Regions from separate parts of the Homo sapiens genome. Here region 1 is linked to region 2. Evidence: chromatin contacts called from ENCODE Hi-C data. All regions are on one chromosome and are shown on one strand. The core of a region is the stretch at or near the end of the contact, and the rest is flanking DNA. Distances in the headings are between cores, read along the strand shown. Region 1 holds the start of AMDHD1 (amidohydrolase domain containing 1). Region 2 holds the start of GALNT4 (polypeptide N-acetylgalactosaminyltransferase 4).

Evidence for each region. Hi-C counts contacts between places; a loop is a spot of excess contacts on that map. Pooled maps may share reads with other maps.
Region 1: a pooled map shows a loop between it and region 2 (7-fold over the local background). The contact joins the promoter of AMDHD1 here to the promoter of GALNT4 in region 2. A Hi-C loop is called at or near these places in 3 of 50 pooled maps.

What each region holds. Positions count from the first base shown.
Region 1 is chr12:95,941,612-95,948,806 of GRCh38, forward strand. AMDHD1 (amidohydrolase domain containing 1) reads left to right here and starts at 1,720. Exons shown (of 9, transcript NM_152435.3): 1 at 1,720-1,924. The coding sequence starts at 1,788. CCDC38 (coiled-coil domain containing 38) reads right to left here and starts at 1,003. Exons shown (of 16, transcript NM_182496.3): 1 at 820-1,003.
Region 2 is chr12:89,523,546-89,530,412 of GRCh38, forward strand. GALNT4 (polypeptide N-acetylgalactosaminyltransferase 4) reads right to left here and starts at 1,251. Exons shown (of 1, transcript NM_003774.5): 1 at 1-1,251. The coding sequence starts at 1,004. It overlaps POC1B-DUSP6 (POC1B-DUSP6 readthrough), which reads right to left and starts at 2,502. Exons shown (of 11, transcript NR_189589.1): 1 at 2,336-2,502; 2 at 1,575-1,659. It overlaps POC1B (POC1 centriolar protein B), which reads right to left and starts at 2,502. Exons shown (of 12, transcript NM_172240.3): 1 at 2,336-2,502; 2 at 1,575-1,659. The coding sequence starts at 2,350. It overlaps POC1B-GALNT4 (POC1B-GALNT4 readthrough), which reads right to left and starts at 2,717. Exons shown (of 3, transcript NM_001199782.1): 1 at 2,336-2,717; 2 at 1,575-1,659; 3 at 1-128. The coding sequence starts at 2,610. It also overlaps POC1B-AS1. RefSeq lists an enhancer at 968-1,177 and silencers at 1,268-1,647, 2,198-2,457.

The DNA.
Region 1 (7,195 bases), core at 470-2,969, 6.4 Mb after region 2:
AATATGCCTAAAATTGCAAAATGTAACTGATTAAAGTCTTCAGCAGAAATTTTATAATAGAAAATTTTAATATTTCTCTGTGAATTAGTGACTTTATGTGTTTCTATTCCCCACTATTTCTACTTCTCTTTTTAAAGACATAGAAATATATGTATGTATAAACTTTTTAAAAGCTATGCACACACACACACAAACAACCTGTTTGTGATTGTGTATATGAGCTGTGAATAATCTTCTGATGCCCCCTCCCCCCCACCCTTAGGGTCTCTTTCACTCACATTGTCTATATATTTTCCAATTTTTATCTTTCTCTTTCCTAACTGATCTCTCTTTTATAGGCCATAATATGAAGCTAAATTATATTCTTATTTATCGTGGTCATCTAAAGGAGTGTTTGCTTTCTGTTCCAGGTTTTTTTAATGAGACTAAATTAACTTTTATATTTTGTGGGTTTGCAGGCTTAGTCTGCTTTTATAGTATATTATTTGTGTCCACATCTATCACTTTTATTGTAAAGTCTTTACTGGGCAGGGAAAGCGCCTTTCCTATCTTTGTATGTTCCACAAGACTTAACACAGAGCTTGTGATAAACATGAATAAACGAAATCAAGTAATTAAGGACTCAAAAGCCTGGGCCTGGCAGTGTTTCCATAGCAATTGGTAGCAGGAAGCGACGAGGCTGAGAATCACAGACCATCTTCCATAAACTTGATTCTGTCTCCAATTTTGGTCGCAAGTTGCTTGTAGGCCCACCAGACACAGCTGAGGGGTGGGAGGGGGCATGCGGAGGGGCGGACACTGAGCTGAAACCTATTTTACCTCAGCGAGTTTGGATCCAGGAGCCTTTCCAACCTATCGTTCGGGAAGGCGTTGTGGGAAAAGTGGGCGGAGGTGCCAATCGATCCTCCAGTCTCGGCTCTATCCTCCCCCAGCCCGGTTCCCGGTCATCTCAGGGACCGTCTGGTAGCTGATCCCGGAACGCAGCTGGCCAACGGATAAGTGCGGGGCACCCGCCACCCGCGCGGACCCAGGAGCACCTCCCCTACCGCATCCCCCTCCTCCCCACCCCCAGGTTCCCTCGGCTCGCGGCCCTCCGCGTCCCGGGCTCCCGCCCCAGAACCTGTGGGCAGATGTTTCCTCCACGCAGTACCCTCCCGGGGCTCTGCCTCCAGGCTCGCGTCCCAGCACCCTAGGCAGAGGTTTCCCCCACTCTGTCCTCTCCCGGGGCTCTACCTCCAAGCTCCCGTCCCTGCCCCTGGGCACAGCTTTCCCCTACTCTGCCCTCTCCAGGAGCGCTATCTCCAGGCTCCCACCCCAACCCCCCGGGCAGAGGTTTCCCCCATGGCCCCCCTTCCGGGGCTCTACCCCAGGTTCCGGTCCCTCACTCCCGAACACTCCGGGTGCCCTCACCCAGCCAACCCTTGACGCGCTTCCACATACCACGTGATCCACACAGCTCACTTTGATCTCTCGGGGTGACCAAGCTTAAGTTTCCTTATCTGAAAAGTAGGGACACTAGTCTCCATCTCGTTTACTCGGGATGGGACAAGACGACCAAAAAAGAGAGGATTCCTCATCAGGTTTATTACTCGTTGCCATTCTTGCAATGATTACCGCCCCCGTTGCTGTGGTTGGGGGAGGCGAGCAAAGGGCAGCGGCTGCGAGCGCCCGCCCCCGCCCCACCCTCCCAGCCCCGGACAGCGCAGGCTGCGGCTTTTCGTCCTCCACTGAGTCCTGCCGGTGGCCCGAGCCCGGTGGCCTCCCGGCGACCCTCGGCGCGAGGCGACATGGCAAGCGGCCACAGCCTCCTGCTGGAGAACGCGCAGCAAGTGGTGCTGGTGTGCGCCCGCGGCGAGCGCTTCCTGGCGCGGGATGCGCTGCGCAGCCTGGCGGTGCTGGAAGGCGCCAGCCTGGTGGTGGGCAAGTAAGTGGCCGGGCGCGCAGGGTGGGGACCGCCACGGGCGGAGCTGGCCGCTCTTCCTCTCACTGTGCACTCTGGAGGGAAACAACGCCGTGAAAGCGTCCCTGCACAGAGATACACGGGCAAGCCAGCCTTTGGGGTACCTGTTGCTAACACGCTCTGCTGCTTGGGGTTGTCATTCCGTCCAAAGAGCTCAGAGAGGAACACCCCATTGGAACGCATCAGGGTCCTGCCTCTGCTGGTAAAATATCACTGTCCAACCATCAGAAGGGGTTGAGGTCCTCCCCAGTGCTTCTTAAAGGGAGGCCAGAAGACCACCTTTGTCAGGGTGGCCTGTGGTTATTTTATTCTTACGGCAGATTTCTGATTCCACCTGCGTCCCCCACTCCCTATCCCTAGAATTTTAGAATCAGCATCACTGGGGCTGGAGTTCTGAGACCTGAATTTTTCAAAAGTACCTTTCACATCCTCGTGATCTCGTACACTAAAGCTTTAGAACCACGGAGAACATTTAGACGATAATGGCCCTGAGTGATAATAAATCAAGATTTGACCATCAGAAAACAAGATATTTCTCTTACTCATCTGAGCTTCCTGCCAGATATGAATAAAAGAACAAAGTTTGAGGGCGACCTGGGGTAGCAAGGGAAGTTGGATGAGAATTTGAATCCAAAGCGTGCCATGGGACCACAATTGCACACGATCAATGAGTCTCACAAACTGACCACGGCTTATCTGAGGCAGTTTAGGGTTGTGCAAGAGCCCAGCTTTTAAGGGACTGTGGGTTGGTTTAATTTTATTTATTTATTTATTTATTTATTTATTTATTTATTTATTTATTTTTGAGACGCATGAGCCACTGCGCCCAGCCTATTTTTTGTTTTTTTGAGACAGGGTCTAGCTCTGTTGCCCAGGTTGGAGTGCAGTGGCATGATCTTGGCTCCACCTCCCAGGCTCAACTGCGATCTCCACCTCCCAGGCTCAAGCCATCCTCCCACCTCAGCTTGACAAGCAGCTGGGACTACAGGTGCACGCCACCACGCCAGGCTAATTTTTGTATTTTTTGTAGAGACAATGTCTCACTGTGTTGCCCAGGCTGGTCTTGAACTCCTGGGCTCAAGCCATCCACCTGGTTTGGCCTCCCAGTGCTGAGATTACAGGCGTGAACCACCACGCCCAGCTTGACTGGTTTATTTTTAATTAAGGGATGAAAACATTCCCAATTTACTATGAAAATATTATTTAAAATTTTGCTTAGAAAGTTGAAAAATATGTACCTGGGTTGGGACTGGAGTATCTTATAAAAATTATATCAATGCGACCAGGCACAGTGACTCACGCCTGCAATCCCAGCACTTTGGGAAGCTGAGGCAGGTGGATCACCTGAGGTTGGGAGCTCGAGATCAGCCTGGCCAACATGATGAAACCCCATCTCTACTAAAAATACAAACATTAGCCGGGCATGGCGGCGCACGTCTGTAATCCCAGCTACTCGGGAGGCTGAGGCAGGAGAATCGCTTGAACCCGGGAGGCGGAGGTTGCAGTGAGCTGAGATCTCGCCACTGCACTCCAGCCTGGGTGACAGAGCGAGACTCTGTCTCAAAAATAAATAAATAAATACATAAATAAAATGATACTAATGCACCAACATGAAGTCCTGGGTTCCAAGACATGTTCTATGTTCACATCAAAACCACAAAAAGTAGGGAAAGGAAAAGGAGGGAGCTGACTTGTGGTCTGGAAGATGGGGCTTTTTCATTTGAGTCTGCTACATTGTTCTCACAGTTTGTTGGATTTATTACAATGAAATAAATTTACAAGAATATTGAGAACTTTGCCATTCAAATATGATTAGCTCGGTACAGGATGGTGTTGTTTTTATTTTCACTTACTATCATCACTGTCTTATATATTAGGTTGGTGCAAAAATCAAGTATAGAATTGGAATAATTATCTGGTTATTTGAGATGCTTTGAAATATATCTCCCACCTCATTATCTGAATGTTTTAAGGTAAAAGTGTTTTCAGGGTGAATTATTTAGGTGATTGTCTTAAATTTTCACATCACTTCCCTTATGCAGAACCTGTGTGTTCAAGGACAACTTAATCCTGCTCTTCTTTTGGTAGACAAGAAGAACACAGGCTGTGAGTGTGAGTGTGTATAGGGAGAGGGGTACTGATTAAAAGCACAGAGAAGTGGAAGAAAGTTCCATTTCAAAGCCCAGAATTGGATGGATTTTAACAGTGTGTGTTTTTTTTTTTCCCAACAAGTATATACATACCATGGTGTGTCCTGATTAGAATGAATCTCAGTAAGATCAACTAATAGTTAATCCCCTATATGCTATAGATATATAAAATGAGTCCTGGAAAAGAATATGGTTTGAGGGACACCAGAAACTCCCCCTTCCTAAAAATAAATATCTCAGTGATTGTCTGCCATAGGGTGTAAATTCCACCATTGTGTTCATTCATTTAGGTCTCTAAAGGTATCTCATTCTTAAATTAAGTTCTCTCTCTCTTTCTCTCTGTGTGTGTGTGTGTGTGTGTGTGTGTGTGTAGATTGCAGTTAATCTTGAAGAGGCTCCCAGGTGTGGAAAAGAAGCACAAACTGTCATCCAGTTGACAATTGTCCCATCCAAAGGCTAAAACCTAGATGAAAATGTCTAAATGAACAAAACAAACAGGAATTAAAATATAGATTCATACACAAGGACCATTTGTTTTAGCACTTCAGAGGAGGGGCAAAAATGGAAAATGTTGAAGGAAAAATTGGTGGGTGTTATATTTTCCTTCCTAGAAGCCAATTAAACTGTCAGGTGGACAATGAACCTAAAATAGGACATTTTCATTCATTCACAAATATGTGCTGAGTAGTTAGATTGTGCTCAGCGTAGAGGATGCAAAAATGACTAAGACTGGTTCAGACCTCAAAGAGCTCAAAGTCTACTGGGAAACAAGACACATGAAAAGATAATTATAATACAATATGGTAAGCACAAAGGTAGAGAGATGTGTGCATGCAGGCTTATTATAAGAGACTGCTCCCCCTCCCCCTCCCCCTCCCCCTCCCCCTCCCCCTCCCCCTCCCCCTCCCCCTCCCCCTCCCTCTCCCTCTCCCCACGGTCTCCCTCTCATGCGGAGCCGAAGCTGGACTGTACTGCTGCCATCTCGGCTCACTGCAACCTCCCTGCCTGATTCTCCTGCCTCAGTCTGCCGAATGCCTGTGATTGCAGGCACGCGCCGCCACGCCTGACTGGTTTTGGTGGAGACGGGGTTTCGCTGTGTTGGCCGGGCCGGTCTCCAGCCCCTAACCGCGAGTGATCCGCCAACCTCGGCCTCCCGAGGTGCCGGGATTGCAGACGGAGTCTCGTTCACTCAGTGCTCAATGGTGCCCAGGCTGGAGTGCAGTGGCGTGATCTCGGCTCACTACAACCTACACCTCCCAGCCGCCTGCCTTGGCCTCCCAAAGTGCCGAGATTGCAGCCTCTGCCCGGCCGCCACCCCGTCTGGGAAGTGAGGAGTGTCTCTGCCTGGCCGCCCATCGTCTGGGATGTGAGGAGCCCCTCTGCCTGGCTGCCCAGTCTGGAAAGTGAGGAGCGTCTCTGCCCGGCCGCCATCCCATCTAGGAAGTGAGGAGCGCCTCTTCCCAGCCGCCATCACATCTAGGAAGTGAAGAGCCTCTCTGCCCGGCCGCCCATCGTCTGAGATGTGGGGAGCGCCTCTGCCCCGCCGCCCCATCTGGGATGTGAGGAGCGCCTCTGCCCGGCCGAGACCCCGTCTGGGAGGTGAGGAGCGTCTCTGCCCGGCCGCCCCGTCTGAGAAGTGAGGAGACCCTCTGCCTGGCAACCACCCCGTCTGAGAAGTGAGGAGCCCCTCCGCCCGGCAGCTGCCCCGTCTGAGAAGTGAGGAGCCTCTCCGCCCGGCAGCCACCCCATCTGGGAAGTGAGGAGCGTCTCCGACCGGCAGCCACCCCGTCCGGGAGGGAGGTGGGGGGGGTCAGCCCCCTGCCCGGCCAGCCGCCCCATCCGGGAGGGAGGTGGGGGGTCAGCCCCCCCGCCCGGACAGCCGTGCCGTCCAGGAGGGAGGTGGGGGGGTCAGCCCCCCGCCCGGCCAGCCGCCCCGTCCGGGAGGTGAGGGGCGCCTCTGCCCGGCCAGCCACCCCGTCCGGGAGGGAGATGGGGGGGTCAGCCCCCCCACCCGGCCAGCCGCCCCGTCCGGGAGGGAGGTGGGGGGGTCAGCCCCCCGCCTGGCCAGCCGCCCCGTCCGGGAGGGAGGTGGGGGGGTCAGCGCCCCGCCCGGCCAGCCGCCCCGTCTGGGAGGTGAGGGGCGCCTCTGCCCGGCCGCCCCTACTGGGAAGTGAGGAGCCCCTCTGCCCGGCCAGCCGCCCCATCCGGGAGGGAGGTGGGGGGGTCAGCCCCCCGCCCGGCCAGCCGCCCTGTCCGGGAGGGAGGTGGGGGGGTCAGCCCCCCGCCCGGCCAGCCGCCCTGTCCGGGAGGGAGGTGGGGGGGTCAGCCCTCCGCCCGGCCAGCCGCCCCGTCTGGGAGTTGAGGGGCGCCTCTGCCCGGCCGCCCCTACTGGGAAGTGAGGAGCCCCTCTGCCCGGCCAGCCGCCCCGTCCGGGAGGGAGGTGGGGGGGTCGGCCCCCCGCCCGGCCAGCCGCCCCATCCGGGAGGGAGGTGGGGGGGTCAGCCCCCCGCCCGGCCAGCCGCCCTGTCCAGGAGGGAGGTGGGGGTGTCAGCCCCACGCCCGGCCAGCCGCCTCGTCCGGGAGGGAGGTGGGGGGGTCAGCCCCCCACCCGGCCAGCCGCCCCGTCTGGGAGGGAGGTGGGGGGGGGTCAGCCCCCCTGCCCGGCCAGTGGCCCCGTCCGGGAGGTGAGGGGCGCCTCTGCCCGGCCGCCCCTACTGGGAAGTGAGGAGCCCCTCTGCCCGGCCAGCCGCCCCGTCCGGGAGGGAGGTGGGGGTGTCAGCCCCCCGCCCGGCCAGCTGCCCCGTCCGGGAGGGAGGTGGGGGGGGGGTCAGCCCCCACCGCCCAGCCAGCCGACCCGTCCGGGAGGTGAGGGGCGCCTCTGCCCAGCCACCACCCCGTCTGGGAGGTGTGCCCAACAGCTCATTGAGAACGGGCCAGGATGACAATGGCGGCTTTGTGGAATAGAAAGGCGGGAAAGGCGGGGAAAAGATTGAGAAATCGGATGGTTGCCGTGTCTGTGTGGAAAGAAGTAGACATGGGAGACTTTTCATTTTGTTCTGCACTAAGAAAAATTCCTCTGTCTTGG
Region 2 (6,867 bases), core at 1-2,500:
CCCCACACTTCCATTCCTGTGTCATACGTTCCAAGGTACTGAAAATATTTCTTGCTGACAGCAAACAGTCCTCCAGCCATGGTAGGTGATCTGATGGGGTCAATTCTTGATATCCGCCTGTCCCTTTCCTGTTTGGGGACAGAATGCCACTGAAATGTTAAACGCCAGTCAAACCCACCAATCATGGGCTCCCCTATCTGCATATAGAATTCAAAAGTATTCCAATCAATTGTGTCTATAACAGGACACACAACTGCTGTTTCATCTCTCCCAATCCTTTCCAAAAGCGGTTCCAGCCAACCGGAATTACACTCACAGTGACAATCCAGGAAAGTGAGGACGTCCCCAGTGGCGAAAGTGGCCCCAATCAGACGGGCCCTAACCAGCCCCTCTCGCTTATTGGTCCTAATCAAGCGTACTCTATCAAGATTGCTGATGTAAGTTTCAAGTTGTGTCTTCAAATAAACTCTGTCACTCAAGTCATCCACCAAGATGATCTCTTTCAAAAGAACTGCAGGAGAAGTTTCTAAAACACTGTGAATGGTACGGAGCAAAGTCGACCAGGCTTCGTTATAGAAAGCAATGATAACAGAGGTGGTAGGAAGTGTCCTATAGTTGAACTTCTGGGACTTACACTCATACATTCTTTTATCCTCTATGTGTCGATGCAGGGAAATCCTGTCACTGAGGTAAATATTGATGGCGTATCTCTCAATGAGTTCTTCTTGCTGCTTCAGTTCATCCTCGTTGAGCTGGAGTTTGCTGGCTTTCCCCCACTCCCCAAGTGCACGGGAATCTGCAGGGGGCTTCTTATAAAGCGGTCGAGACAAATCCTCCGTATTTTTCTGGAGGTCTGAGAGCCTTCTTGACCCCAGCTCCCTGGCACGGCCGGCTCCTGCGGAGGCATGAAAAGTAGAGACCAAGAGCTCCACGAAGATATAGGCCACTGTTAAAAACGCCAGCAGCAGGCAGCTCTTGCCTGCCCAAGTCCACCTCACCGCCATCCGGATTCTCAGGGCTGAGGCGCAGACGCGGCCACCAAGCCACCACGCAGGGGAAGGGCGGCGGAACCCACAGCTCGAGCTCAGGTACTTCCCAGCAGGTTCTTCCTTTCATGCAGGCGCTAGGCTCCTTTCCAGCCACCCAGGCTTTCCAGGGGTCACCTGAGCCCTCTCGGTCCTCGGCCTCCGGCACAGCCCAACTCCTCTCTCCCTACTTCCTCCTGCTCGGCTCACAACTTTTCACAAACTCTCCAGCCAACACCCCACCCTCCCCGGGCCGAGGAGAAACCCCTCCCCTTCCCACTCACTCCTCCTGGTGGTTAGTTTGCGAAAGTCGTCCGCCAGGCCCAGACCGCTGGATAGGAGGCTCTTGGCCGGGCCGGGGGCTGGGGGCCGGGATGGCAGAGGGGGCCCTAGCTGCGCCCCGCCGCGCTGGGCCCTCGTCTCCGGGTGCTCTCAACCCTCATACAGGCCCTTAGCCGTTCTCCTAGGGACCCTGCCCGGACAGGAGGAAAGGTTTCCGGCCCATGGAGTTTAGTCTCATTACAAAAGCAAAACAAGAATAAGACTTACCAAGTTGCTTGCCGTTGGGGCTGAGGTCCAAGGAGGTGATCGCAGCTTTGTGGCCTTTGAAATAACGCTCCAGAACGGGGTCCTCCTGGAAAGGAAAGTTGTCAAGTTTTGAAAGCCGCCGCAGACCTCGAATTCTGGCGGCTGGGATCCACGCTGCCACTTCCCCGGAGTCCGGCTTGGGAATGGCCACCCAGGCGGCGGCTTGGCTGGGCGGCGGGGCCGGGCAGCAGCCCACCCACGGGCGCGGCGCCCAGTCCTGCTACAGGGAGACGCCGGCGCCAGCTCTCCCCGCAGAGCCCGCAAAACGCTCTGTTCGCGCTTCCCAGAGTCCAGCGCATCGCAGGAACCGCGGCCCCTTTGAAATGCACGTTCCCGGGCCCCGCCCGCTGGCCCAAGGCAGGCAGGTGCGAGGATGCGCCTCGGCTTTGGTACTTTTTTTTTTTTTAATACTTCCTAGGTGATTCTGACGCAGGCGCTCCACGGAAACCCTCCGAGAATTCTGGGGGCCGTGGGGCCGCCCAGCTCAGTCCGGAGCTCCGGAACTCGGGGAAGAGCGTCCGGGAGCCGGGTCTGGGTTCCGCACTCCGTCCGCCCCGATGGCAGAGAGTGAGATACGGACGCCCCGGGACGAGGGGCTCAGGACCCGGCTACGGACACCTGCCTCCATCTCCCTCCAGGTGCGGCTTCGGCCCGGACCTGGCCCCGCAGCCCGCGGGACAGGCTCCAGGGAGGGACCCCCCCCACCTCCAACCCGTCCTTACCGTGGCTGAGGCCATCGGGGGAGTGGTCGGCCCAAGGCTCCTGTGGGTGGGGGAACCCGGAGAGGGGAGGGGAGAGGATGGGGAAGGAGAGGGGACCGTGCGGCTCCCGGAACCGTCTGCCCAGAGCGGCAGCGCCTCCCGGTCACTACAACAACGGCGGCCCAGTCAAACCCCGCGCTCCAGGCATGGCCAGCCGAGCCCCGAGACACCGCCAGCCCTGTAAAGAGAGGACGGGAGGTATGCGCCGGGTCAGCTGTGGCCACACACCAAGCCATGTTAACTAACACTCGCGTTCTCCCTGGTTTGATGTCAGGAAGTGGGGTAGTAACCAGGACTGGAATAAGAGCGATGAATGGAAGGGCGTTGTGAGCCTGTGATCGATGCGATCAGAGTTCTATTACGTTTTAAAGAGACAGCACCCGTGACGTTTAAGGTGATCCCCTACCGCTTATTTTGTTGACGTAAAGCTTTGACATGAAGAGGGGCAGCTTGCTAGTTATTAATATACTAAAAGGAACTAAATCCCCTGAGGGCAGATTTGAATTTATTTAACCACTGTTTTCCACACAGTGCCCTGCAGGATATTGATATAGTTGCTGGATGTGCGTGATGAATGAATGAGTGAATGAATGAATAAATGTTGTGCATGCACTTAATAATTTTCTGCGATATGTTTCCATTCTCATCTGCTTATTTGCGTATACCTTAGAGCACTAAACTTACACAGCTGGATACTTAAAGTCTTTAGGAAGACTTGGAAACATGGTTTTTTTTGTTTGTTTTTTGTGAGACCACGTTTCTACAGCAGGCTTTGTTACACATAGTATCATTTGTGCTTCAGCCAAACAATGAAGTTGGTAGAATTACAAAATGTTTTCAATGTTTCCAAGTTATAAACTTGATTCCTAGATATTGGTCTTAGAGGTCACACAGAGACAGTTCTTCTAATTCCAAGTCCATATCCTTTTTTTTTTTTTAACCCTGCCTCAAAGCGTGATGTTCTGAGCTGAAAATTACATATAGTGTAAAGATCCTTAGCAACATCAAAGGGCATGATAGAACACAGCTGGTAAGACATGTGTTTTATGCAAATGAAAGGTATGCTACACACCTTAATTACAGATTCCCTAGTTGTCTAGTGATTGAGTTTAATTTTATTGAATATGGTACTTAACAACTAAACAGGTAGGCTTTAGATTACAGTATTAGTTAATTTAAGTATACACTTGTTAAATATCTGTTGTATGTTTGGCCTTGAGGGACACAATGATGACTAAGATATTTCCCCTACCTTCAAGAACTCAGCAATCTAGGGTTGGTGAGTCTCATGCTTTAGCATTTGTAATGTTGATTTGGGGGCTCCATTTCCAGAGATGCTGAATCAACATATACAAGGTGGGATCCAGGGCCCTTCTGATGTAACAAGCTCCATAGATGATTACTATGGGAGTCTCAGCTGTCTATGTTGAGAAACACTGCATTAGTCTAGGAGATGATATGTTAAGAGTGTTGATATCAGCAACTTGTCAGCAAACTGTTGCAGGACTCTTAGTTTTGCTACATATTACCAGTTTAGGCTTGATTTATTTTAAAAGCCTGCCATGTTTAAAACTAATGCTGGATACTGGTGGGAATGTAAAATGATGTAGCTCTGTGAAAAAGTTTGTCAGTTCCTAAAAAGTTAAACATACAATTACCTTATAATCCAGCAATTTCACTGCTAGGTATATCCCATAAGTATTGAAAGCAGAGACTCCAACAGATGCCAGTGTTCAAAGCAAGCATTATTTACAATAGCCAAAAAGTGGATACAATCCTAGTATCCAACAGATGAATGGATAAACAAAATGTATGTGATATATACATATAAGGAAATATTATCCTGCCATAAAAAGAAATGAAATTGTGATACAAGCTATAACATGGATGAACCTTGAAAACATTTTGCTAAGTGAATAAGCCAAACACAAATGAGCATATATTGTATGATTCCATTCATATGAGGTACCTAGAATAGGTGAATTCATAAGGACAGAAAGTAGAATAGAGGTTACTAGGGCTGGGGGTAAGGGAGACTGGGGAGTTACTGTTTAATGGGTGCAGAGTTTCTGTTTGGGATGATGAAGTTCTGGAAATAGATAGTGGTGATGTTTGCACAACATTGTGAATGTACTTAATGCCAGTGAATTGTACACCTAAAAAATGGGTAAAATGGTAAATTTCATTACAGGTATTTCACCCCAATAATAAAATAATAATGCCAGAAGCTGAAGAGTAATCAGGACCTCAGGATTACTCATAGGTATGTTACGTCTAATATTGGGCACAGGAGAAGCAGAAAAGGGAAGAAGTTGGAGATTTAGAAACTAGCTCACAAGAAGAAAAAATATAGATTTTTATTTAAGTGTTTTAGTAAAAGTTTAGCTTTTACTTTTTTTCTCAATTATCAAGAAACACATGTTTTAAATTTAAAAGATGGGAGGGAAACTACATATTAATCCTATTACCTAAAGTTGATCTTAAAAAATTTGTCACCTACTGATATGGTTTGGATTTGTGTCCCCACCCAACTGTCATGTAGAATTGTAATCCCCAGTGTTGGAGGAGGGGGCTGGTGGGAGGTGATTGGATCATGGGGGTGGATTTCTCCCTTGCTGTTCTGAGTGAGTTATCACGAGATCTGGTTGTTTAAAAGTGTGTAGCACTTCCCCCTTTGCTCTCTTCCTCCTGCTCCAGCCATGGAGCAGCCATGCTCTCTTCCCCTTTGCCTTCCACCATGTTTGTAAGTTTCCTGTGGCCTCCCCAGCCATACTTCCTGTACAGCCTGCAGAACCATGAGCCAATTAAACCCGCTTTTTTTGTAAATTACCCAGTCGCAGGTAGTTCTTCATAGCAATGTGAGAACGGACTAATATACCTACCTATGTTTTCACTACATGCCAGGACTTTTCTAAGTACCTTACAAATTTTGACATTTAGTGATCATAACGATCTTATTAGAGATGTGCTATTATTACCATTTCCGTTTTATAGATGAGTAAATTGATATGCAAAGACATTAAGTTACTTGCCCAAGGCACACTGCTAACTAGGAAGTGGCAGAGTTGAGATTTTTAGACACTCGCAGTCTGCCTCCAGAATCCACTCTCTCTTTTTTTTTTTTTTTTTTGAGACGGAGTCTCACTCTGTCGCCCAGACTGGAATGCAGTGGCGCGATCTCGGCTCACTGCAAGCTGCTCCGCCTCCCAGGTTCACGCCATTCCCCTGCCTCAGCCTCCCGAGCAGCTGGGACTACAGGCGCCCGCCACCAAGCCCGGCTAATTTTTTTTGTATTTTTTTTTTAATAGAGACTGGTTTTCACCGTGTTAGCCAGGATGGTCTCAATATCCTAACCTCGTGATCCGCCTGTCTCGGCCTCCCAAAGTGCTGGGATTACAGGTGTGAGCCACCTCACCTGGCCCAGAATCCACTCTCTTAATCACTGTCATGACTTTTGTGTGATTGCAAGTGTTATGTAAATGTATAAAACATTGCATTCTTGCCAAGGTTTATAATAATAAGTTTTACAAAATGAAAGTAATATCTCCTTTATTTTCATTCCACTGTCCTCATTTATTACTCTAAACTGCCCTTCCCATTGTTCTTTTCCATAGTATTTGATTTTGTTCTTTTCGGCTTTTCTTCACCTTTGCAAATAGCAAAAGCTCAGAGGTAGACAATTGGAAATGTGGTCAAAGTTGGGGAAGTTTTTTCTAACCTCAAGCCTAATTCCACTTGCTACAATGATTATTTAGACCTCTCTGGACTGCAACCTAATCATTTATGTGGGTGGGAGCCACAAGCAGGATCAGTATTTAAAAACCTACAAGGTTTTACTGGAGGCCGGGTACTAGCTAGGACAAACTGACCTCTAATTAGCCCTTCTTATACAGTTCCCCCTAAAACAGAAATTGAATGTACTTACTTGAGCATTATAAAGAGTTATTTTTATTTTAGCACTGGTTCTTCCTTGGCCTTCAAATTTGGAAATTCAGCATAGTACAAAAGTGCCATCTACTGTTCACCTTACTATATAGCACTTGGAGTGAACATATTTTGAGCCTGTTTACAGGCAATGGAACTCCCTTGTTGATACACTTCCTCCAAAGTATAGGAGAGCACATGGAAAAGTACAAGATGGGTTTGAATCAATAATGAATTACATTTTTGAAAACTGCATGATTCATTTAAGTTAACATTCAGTCTCCAAGTCCTATCAACTACCTCCTCACCATATATATATATATAATATATATGATGGGCTGCCCAGGCTGGCCTTGAACTCCTGAGTTCAAGTGATCCACCTGCAGCAGCCTCCCAGGTAGCTGGGATTACAAGCATGCTCCTCATCATATATTTTATCTTCCTATCTTTCTGTCTAATGGCTCCTGTCACTCCACAGACCCTGCCTTCTGCCTCCTAGAATATTTTAGTAACCACCAACTTGCTTTCTGACTTCAAAACTTCTCCCCTCCACCTGTCCACCCTGCATT